Linked DNA regions of Homo sapiens: region 1 is linked to region 2. A link is an interaction called in ENCODE POLR2A ChIA-PET data of the cell type or tissue named here. Cell type or tissue: OCI-LY7. All regions are shown on one strand. Each heading gives the region's core, and the rest is flanking DNA. Links, peaks and the distances in the headings are about the cores only. Region 1 overlaps CCDC88C (coiled-coil domain containing 88C). Region 2 overlaps CCDC88C-DT (CCDC88C divergent transcript).

What was found. Peaks named below come from ENCODE experiments on the same cell type or tissue, not always from the same donor. Only the 100,000 strongest peaks of a DNase experiment are listed, where the experiment ranks them.
Region 1: POLR2A ChIA-PET joins it to region 2 with 6 read pairs; 2 of 35 experiments call an interaction of 5 or more read pairs at or near these places.

The regions. Positions count from the first base shown.
Region 1 is chr14:91,283,004-91,287,379 of GRCh38, reverse strand. CCDC88C (coiled-coil domain containing 88C) reads left to right here. Exons shown (of 30, transcript NM_001080414.4): 26 at 3,863-4,051. Among named protein-coding and RNA genes, the nearest start is that of GPR68, 40 kb to the right of the region's middle. RefSeq lists a silencer at 4,004-4,210. In OCI-LY7, for the core only: a CTCF peak has its summit at 755 (motif pointing right); DNase peaks (open chromatin) are centred at 739, 2,059, 3,691 and 4,239; H3K4me3 peaks cover 1,404 bases; H3K27ac peaks cover 4,000 bases.
Region 2 is chr14:91,423,427-91,427,816 of GRCh38, reverse strand. It overlaps CCDC88C-DT (CCDC88C divergent transcript), which reads right to left. Exons shown (of 3, transcript NR_184261.1): 3 at 2,958-3,243. Among named protein-coding and RNA genes, the nearest start is that of CCDC88C-DT, 7.4 kb to the right of the region's middle. In OCI-LY7, for the core only: a CTCF peak has its summit at 360 (motif pointing right); DNase peaks (open chromatin) are centred at 356 and 1,986; H3K4me3 peaks cover 2,235 bases; H3K27ac peaks cover 1,519 bases.

The DNA of each region.
Region 1 (4,376 bases), core at 377-4,376, 140 kb after region 2:
CACCCCATCTCTAACAAAAATAATGTTCACGCACATTGTTCAGGGACTAACACACTGTCATTCTTTATGGGGATAAGATTAGATAGAGTCAGCACCGTAAGACAGGGTGAGAAGGAAAAAAATTAGAGGCCTCACATGCAAGTAAATGAGAAGCTTAACTTTTTTTAAGCTAGAGGGGTTCTGTTGCCTCAGGTTTTTATATTGGCTCCTGTTTAATTTTTGGACATTTGTCATCTCAACTTGTATTACTCTTTAAGTGGAATTAATTAACTATAATCAGTCTGAGTTAGGAAAACTTTCAGAGAAAAAAATGCTTGACTGGTCCAAAGTGATCCGTGAGCAAGCAGGTCTGTAAACCATGATCATGTTCACTAGCAGCCACCATGTCTTGGGTGCTCCCTCTGGGCCCAGCACCCTCTAACTACTTTATGTGCTTTATGCATCTCATTGAATCCTAACGACCCTATCAAGGCAGGTGGACGTGGCCTCCCCTGTGTAGAGGTGAGAAAGTGAGGCTCAGCAGTGTAAAACATTTGCTTTGGGTAAGTGGGACCCAAATGCAGGTCGGCCGCACTCCGGAGCCTGAGCTCTTAACTGCATGCACTTAACTGCATGGACTGCCTCCAGTTAAAGCTCTCTGGGTCCCTGAAGATGCCGAACAAGAGCCTAGCCCTGAACTGGCCACAAGGACACCAGCCTTGAATAAGTTGGTCCCTTATTCTGTGGTGTGAGCCACTGTGGCCACCAGGTGGTGCTGTGGAGGAAGAAATAATGGAAATCCTGGTATCAACTTTAATCCTACATCAGAAATTGGTTAGGTCGATTAATGTTACTATAAGACAGTTTAGGAAGTTAGCCCAATTGTCTGCTTTGTTAAGACACTAGAGGCTAAGGAGTGGAGGATTGGAGTGGAGGATGTATATAGAAGATCTAAAAGGAAATCATGATTCTTGGTGTTGAAGGGTTTTTTTTAGTATGCAAAGGAGGTATTTAAATTATTTTAAAACTCATCCTGCCGAAAGATTATTTTAGAGATACAGAATCATTAGTGAATACTTCAGGTAGAGTATTTGATTACAGCGCCCTGAAACGGATCATTGAATGTTCCCAAGGTCTTTGAGTGGGAACGGGAGGATTGTGTGAGCTGAGCTGTTAGGGACCCCATCATTAAAATGGATGAGTAAGAGAAGTTGGGCCCTAAATTAATAAGCATTAGTGTTTAATAATTTGGCACACTGAAACCGAAAAATCATCCAGACCATTGGCTCCTTGGGCAGTATGTAATTCTCCTCACACGCTGAGGAAATAAATTGTTGGCGTTCAGGTGCCTTTAAATTAATTGAGTCAGAGCACAGATGATTACTGAGCCCTGATTCTGTTCTTGAGTACTGTGTACTGTTTTCATCTTTCCTGGGCAAGACGGGATTCTGATTTCTTAAGTACATTTAGCTAATTTCGATTCATTTGTCATTATTGTTCATTTCATTTATTTGTGTTTTCTTTTTCCTTCCTCCTTTGGGTTATCCGATTGATAACAATTTAGCACCTCCGCGCAAAAAGAGTCCCTTTTTGAAAAGCAAAAACAAGGACAAAGACAAGTCTCCAACGACCCACCCAGCTCTCTCTAAACGCCTGCGGTTCTGGTCTTCCTCCGACATCCCATCCTCTCCTAACGAGCCTCTCTCTTTCTCCGACATTGGAGATTTCTAATCCCTTTCCTTTATCATGTGTCTGTATTGTGTACCCTCCTTCATTTCCGAAATTCAAACAAACAAAAAAAGCCAGCGTCTAAAAGGCCAGATGGCCGATAGCGGACCCCTCCTCCTGCCCCCAATTTCAAGCTTAAAGTAGCCAGCGTGGATTCTGATTTCAAAATAGAAGATGAGTTGTCACACTCCCTGGACCATTTCTTCAGCACAACACAGTTTTAGGGGGAGCCTCAGGATATACGTGCACATGTCCTTGGGCCAGGATGTCCGTACTAAGTAAGTCGAGTGGCCGTGCCCCCCTCCCGTCTCTTGCACCTGCGAGCTTATGTTTTGCCCGTGTGTCAAGCAGCACTGGCGGGTGGTTGCTGCACTTCCTAAAATGTACAGCCTCTGTCAAGTGAGGGTTTTTTTTAAGACTTATTTTTAAGCAGCTAAATTTAAAACTGCTGCCCTTTTCTCCTCTTCCTTTGTCAGAGCACTGAGTTGTGGGCCTTTTCCGGTAAGGCCCTTATAAAATGTGTTCTGTTTTGAAGGATTGATTGCTCCATTCAGGCATTTTGACTAATTGGATTGATTTTGCCCAGACAGAGTTCAGCCCAGAGTGAAGTTTTATGACTGTGCTGTGGTTTTATGACATCTTGGATGCTGAAGTTAAAACAGCAGGAGACAGAAAGAACATCAGCACACAAATCATGCCTCGAGCAAGGGAAAATGCCAGCCGGCCAGCTAGGCCATTACCTATGGAGCATTTCCTGTCTCTAGCCATCCCTGTACCACCTCCGTTATTTTTGTCATATCCTGATACCGTCTATGATTACCTACAAAAATATGATTACCTGCATGTTTTCCCTTACATTGATTCACAGTTTGTAGTTAAATGTATTAAAAGGAAAGATTAGTATCAGTCCTGTAAGTGGAAAACACACATATCATCATAAAAACAAGGTAATCATAAGAATAAACACATAATTACTAAAATATGAGAGTCGGTTAATGTGCCACTGACTTCATCTCATGAGCCTCGCTCTGGGAACCCTGGGCTGCCGTGGTGCCGGGTCCTCCAGACCTGCCTTCCGCGCATGCTGTTGGAATTGTGCTTTCTCTGTTCGCTGCTCATGCTAACTGTTCACTCATCTCTGCCTCCCCTGTGGATCCTCATTTTAGCTTCACCTGTAGGATGACCTGTCCCGATTCATTCCACCTGTCCCGATTCAGGCAGACTTGAATCTTGCTTCTCATCAAGGTTATCTTTCAAAATCCAAATTTCCCCTTGATTTCAAATCATCAGCTCTGGGCACTTAAAACTGCACAGTGAGCCCAGACTTTGAGTGGCTGGGAGGGCAGACGGCTTGATGGGTGGAGAAGCCGAACTGCAACAGTGAGTCCTGGCTCTGCACACGGAGTGGGACGCTCTGCAAAGTGCTTTGTCAGCTCTTAGGAATGCCAGCCATGTTCATTTTTATCTTGTGTTGGGAGAGCCTGTCCTCTTTCCTGTGGGGTACTTGGTTTTATGGGCTGTTTTTCTTTTATGATTTTATATGTTTTTATTTAATTTTGACCAGAGTTTATGTTCATGGTAGAAAAGTTAGAGATTTCAGAAAAGCACAAGACACAAGGTAAAAATTTTCTTGCAGTTCGTCTCACCATGCAGAGATTAAGGCTTCCCTTTTTGAAAAAACAGAATATTGTGAGGTTAGCAATAAACTTCTATTTGAAGTCCTTAGTGAGTCAGGTTAGCAGGACCTTCGGATCCTCAGCTACAGGCTTGGATCCTTGGAAGTCAGGGATTGGAGTTCCGGACAGTGTTACACAGGAGATGTGTCCTAGAGTGAATATGTGTGACTTTTACCAACAGTTTATCCCCTCAGGGGCTCCCTTTGTCTCCTCCCAGCCTCTCAGGGCTGGCAGTATGACCCCAGCATTAAAGCCAGAGCCATCCTCATGGGGCCTCTGACACCACCTGAAGCCAAGCCCTCTTGCCCCCACCTGCCCCGCCAGGCCCCATTTAAGTTGCAGCCCGAGAGCTGTGGCAGCCCCGCTTTTGTCTCTGTGGTCCTCATGCCCTGCTGCCCTGCTTCTAGGCCATGGTGTGGTTTCCCAGCCTGGGTACAGGACTTGGCAGCCTCATTTCTCAATGTCCTCTTCTGCCTCAGGCCCTGGGGATCTAAAACCAAAGCGAGGCTCCCCACACAGAGGCAGCCTTGACCGCACAGATGCCTCCACCGATCTGGCCATGAGGTCCTGGCCCTCGGAGCTGGGCTCCCGGACTTGCTCAACTTCAGCCACCACTACAGCCCCTTCCAACTCCACCCCCATCGCCCGGCACCCAGGCCGCACCAAAGGTGAGTCACAGGCCCTTCCAGAGCCATGAGCGTCGGGCCTAGTGTCCTTCCTGAAGACCCCAGGCTCTCGGAAATCAGAGAGGTTGCTCTCCCTCTCAGTCTGAGAGGTGGTGAGTAGAGGGGTGAGGCTGCTGACAGGCTTTGGTGGCACAGATGCAGCTGTGCTTACCAGCCAAGGACTTTGGGCAGGAAGCCCTTCAGAGGCCCAACTGCAATGGGGCCTCAGAACCCACTGCCACCACCGGCATTCAGGAAATGAAGGCACCAAATAGCTCCAGAAGGGAGGTGAAGGTGGGCTGAGAACCAGAGTTTGGGCTAAAACCAG
Region 2 (4,390 bases), core at 226-4,225:
AACCAAAAGCAAGTTAGTTACTTCCTAGATACAATGGGGGTACAGGCATTTGGTAAATACACCTGTTCCAAATGGGAGAAATTGGCCAAAATCAAGGCTCCATGCAAGTCCAAACTCCAGCAAGGCAGTCATTAAATCTTAAAGCTCCAAAATGATCTCCTTTGACTCCATGTCTCACATCCAGGTCACACTGATACAAGAGGTGGGTCTTTATGGTCTTGGGCAGCTCCACCCTGTGGTTTTGCAGGGTACAGCCCCACTCCTGGCTGCTTTCATTGGCTGGTGTTGAGTATCTGTGGCTTTTCCAGGCCCACAGTCCAAGCTGTTGGTAGGTCGACCATTCTGTGATCTGGAGGACAGTGGCCCTCCTCTCACAGCTCCACTAGGTGGTGCCCTAGTGGGGACTCTGTGTGGGGACTCTGACCCCACGTTTCCCTTCCACACTGCACTAGCAGAGGTTCTTCATGAGGGCACCGCCTCTGCAGCACACCCCTACCTGGACATCCTGGCATTTCCATACATCCTCTGAAATCTAGGCAGAGGTTCCCAAACCTCAATTATTGACTCCTGTGCACCCACAGGCCCAATACCAGGTTGAAGCTGCCAAGGTTTGGGGCTTCACCCTCTGAAGCAATGGCCTGAGTTCTACATTGGCCCCTTTCAGCCACGGCTGGGACACAGGGCACCAAGTCCCCAGATTACACAAAGCAACGGGGCCCTGAATCCGGCCCAGGAAACCATGTTTTCCTCCTAGGCCTCCAGGCTTGTGATGGGAGGGGCTGCCATGAAGACCTCTGACATGTTCTGGAGACATTTTCTCCATTGCCTTAGTGATTAACATTTGGCTCCTAGTTACTTACACAAATTTCTGCAGTGGGTTGAATTTTCCCCTCAGAAAATGGGTTTTTCTTTTCTGTGGCATCATCGGGCTGCAAATTTTCCTAACTTTTATGCTCTGCTTCCCTTTTAAACAGAAGTTCCAATTCCAAACCATGTCTTTGTGAATACATAAAACTGAATTTTTTTTTTGAGACTGAGTCTCACCTTTTTTAAGTCTCACTTTTTTTTTTTTTTCCGAGACTGAGTCTCACCCAGGCTGGAGTGGCACAATCTCTGCTCACTGCAACCTCTGCCTCCCAGGTTCAAGCAATTCTTGTGCCTCAGCCTCCCAAGTAGCTGGAATTACAGGTGCAAGCACACCACTTCACCTGGCTGATCTTTATATTTTTAATAGAGACAGGATTTTGCTCTGTTGGCCAGGCTGGTCTGGAACTCCTGACCTCAACTGATCCGCCAGCTTTGGCCTCCCAAAGTGCTGAGATTACAGGTGTGAGCCACCAAACCTAGCCAAGACTGAATGCTTTTAACGGCACTTAAATCACCTCTTGAATGCTTTGCTGCTTAGAAATTTCTTCCAAACAGATACCTTAAATCATCTCTCTCAAGTTCGAAGTTTCACAGATCTCTAGGGCAGGAGCAAAATGCTGCCAGTCTCTTAGTGCTAAAGTAACAAGAGTGACCTTTACTCCAGTTCCCAACAAGTTCCTAATCTGCATCTGAGACCACCACAGCCTGGACCTTATTGTCCTTATCACTATCAGCATTTTGGTCAAAGCCATTCAACAACTCTCTAGGAAGTTCCAAACTTTCCCACATCTTCCTGTCTTCTGAGCCCTCCAACTCTCTAGGAAGTTCCAAACTTTCCCATATTTTCCTGTCATCTTCTGAGACCTCCAAACTCTTCCAACCTCTACCTATTACCCAGTTCCAAAGTTGCTTCCAAATTTTTGAGTATCTTTACTGTAACACCTCACTACCTGGTACCAATTTACTGTATTAGTCTGTTCTCACACTGCTAATAAACACATACCCGAGACTGGGGAATTTACAAAGGAAAGAGGTTTAATGGACTCACAGTTCCGCACGGCTGGGGAGGTCGCACAATCGTGGCAGAAGGCAAATGAGGAACAAAGTCACATCTCACAAGGCGGGAGGCAAGAGAGCTTGTGCGCAGGAACTCCCATTTATAAAACCACCAGATCTCGTGAGACTTATTCACTACCATGAGAACTGTATGGGTGAAACCGCCTCCATGATTCAATTATCTCCACCTGGCCCCACCCTTGACATGTGGGGATTATTACAATTCAAGGTGATAATTTGGGCGGGGACACAAAGCCAAACCATATCATGGAGGTTGCAGTGAGCCAAGATTGCATCACTGCACTCCAGCCTGGGTGACTGAGTCTGTCTCAAAAAAAAAAAAAAAGAAAAGAAAAAGAAAAGCAAACCTAGTCAAGGCCCATTCCAGCTTTAGCCCTTTTGCTGGCTCCCACCTTTCCTTAAGATAAAGTCCAAACTCCTGGACTGAGCCCACTGGCCCTCTCACAAGCTGGGCCCTGCCCACCTCCCCCATATCCCAGTAACATCACCTCCCTCTGTGTCTCGGCAATGTTGTGGTTCCCACATGCCTTTCCACATGGTGTGCCCTCTGCCTCGAATGTCCTTACTGTGAGTCCTAGTAAGGGAAAAGGAGCTAGGCTTGGCAGGACCAGGGGAAAGCAAAAGGAGAAAGCAGATAAGCTGTAAGTCAGCCTTTGTTTATGGTCCAGGACACACAGCCCTCCTTCACGAATAACTCATAATCTTCCTGCACCCAACTTATCAGCAGACCTTCGGCTGATAGAAAAATGCAAGTTAGCTCACTGCAACCTTGGCATTACCAGCACTGCACAAAGCTCTCTTCAGCACACAGTACAAGCGGCATACCGTAAAATCCCCAGCAAGCCTTCGTCTCTTTGCAGTCAGCTCTTCTCTTGCTGACCTGCCCATTGCTTCCTTGCAACATGTTTTCCTAGTTTCTCTAATAAATCTGCCTTTCCTCACTGACAACTATCTTAGTAAAATTTTTTTATCACCCTCATGACAGCGGCCCCAGAAAGTCACCACGTGCAACATTTCCCACCTATCTGCAGGACAAGCTTTTATTCAGCCTTAAGTACTCTGGCCAAATATCACATCCTCAGCAAAGCCTTTCACAATTCCCCAAAAGAAGTTAAGGTGTAAACACACTCTCCATTGTACTATTTCTGTACCTTATACATGCTTTCCAAGATGCTGTCCCTCCTATGCACGATCAAGCTCTTAAAGTCAAGGGTCACGTCTAGTCTTCATTATGTTGTCACTGAAGACGTAGTTCTGAGCTAACACATAGCTTTACAATACAGCTTATGTCTTCAGCGCCTGTGATCAGGAAGAGAAAGCATGGAACCATTCAGGATGCCTGGCTTTTAGTCCCAAATCTAAATTTGCTCAGCCAATTTAGGCAGATCACATTAATTAGACTCTCTTTTCCATTGAGATTTATGACAAATGACAGTATAAGTGAAAATGCTTTGAAAAATATCAAGTGCTATAAATGCAACAATTTAATAATTTCAACGATCAAAAAAGCCACTTTTCATTGAACACTTAGGCTGTACCAGGTGCTTTACATAGATTGTTCCTCATTCTGACAGCATTCCTGGGAGGGAGGTAGCAGGAGCCACACTGTGTAGACAAGAAAACCTTTGCTAAGAGACATTAAGAATTTGTTTCAAGTCACACTGCTAGTAGATGGCACAGCCAGGACTCAAACCCATATATCTGGTGACCCCAAATTTATGCATTTTCTAGTAAGGTTTCATGTAAGGTTGTCTTATGACATAAAACTATATTGTATGGCCGGGCGTGGTGGCTCACACCTGTAATCCCGGCACTTTGGGAGGCCAAGGCAGGTGTGTCAATTGAAGTCAGGAGTTCGAGACCAGCCTGGCCAACATGGTGAAACCCTGTCTCTACTAAAAATACAAAAATTAGCTGGGTGTGGTGGTGCATGCCTGTAGTCCCAGCTACTCGGAAGGCTGAGGCAGAATTGCTTGAACCTGGAGGCCGAGGTTGCAGCAAGCTGAGATCACGCTAGAGTGAGACTCTGTCTTAAGAAAAAAAAAACAACTATATCGTATTATCCAGTTTCAGATGCATCTAGCATCATAATAAATGATTGAACTTTTATTATTTTTACTTGTCTGCACATAACTTTTAAAAATGCGAAAGGTTTAAATTTATCTGTGATTACTTCTTACTCCTTTTTTTTTTTTTTTGAGGCAGTGTCTTGCTGTGTTGCCCAGGCTGGAGTGCAATGGCATGATCATGGCTCACTGCAGCCTTGACCTCTTGGGCTCAAGTGATCCTCCCACCTCAGCCTCCCGAGTATCTGGGACTACAGGTGCACACCACCACACCCAGCTAATTTTTAGATTTTTGTAGAGATGGGGTCTCACTATATTTGCTCAGTCTGGTTTTGAACTGGGCTCAAGCAATCTCCTGCCTTGGCCTCCCAAAGTACTGG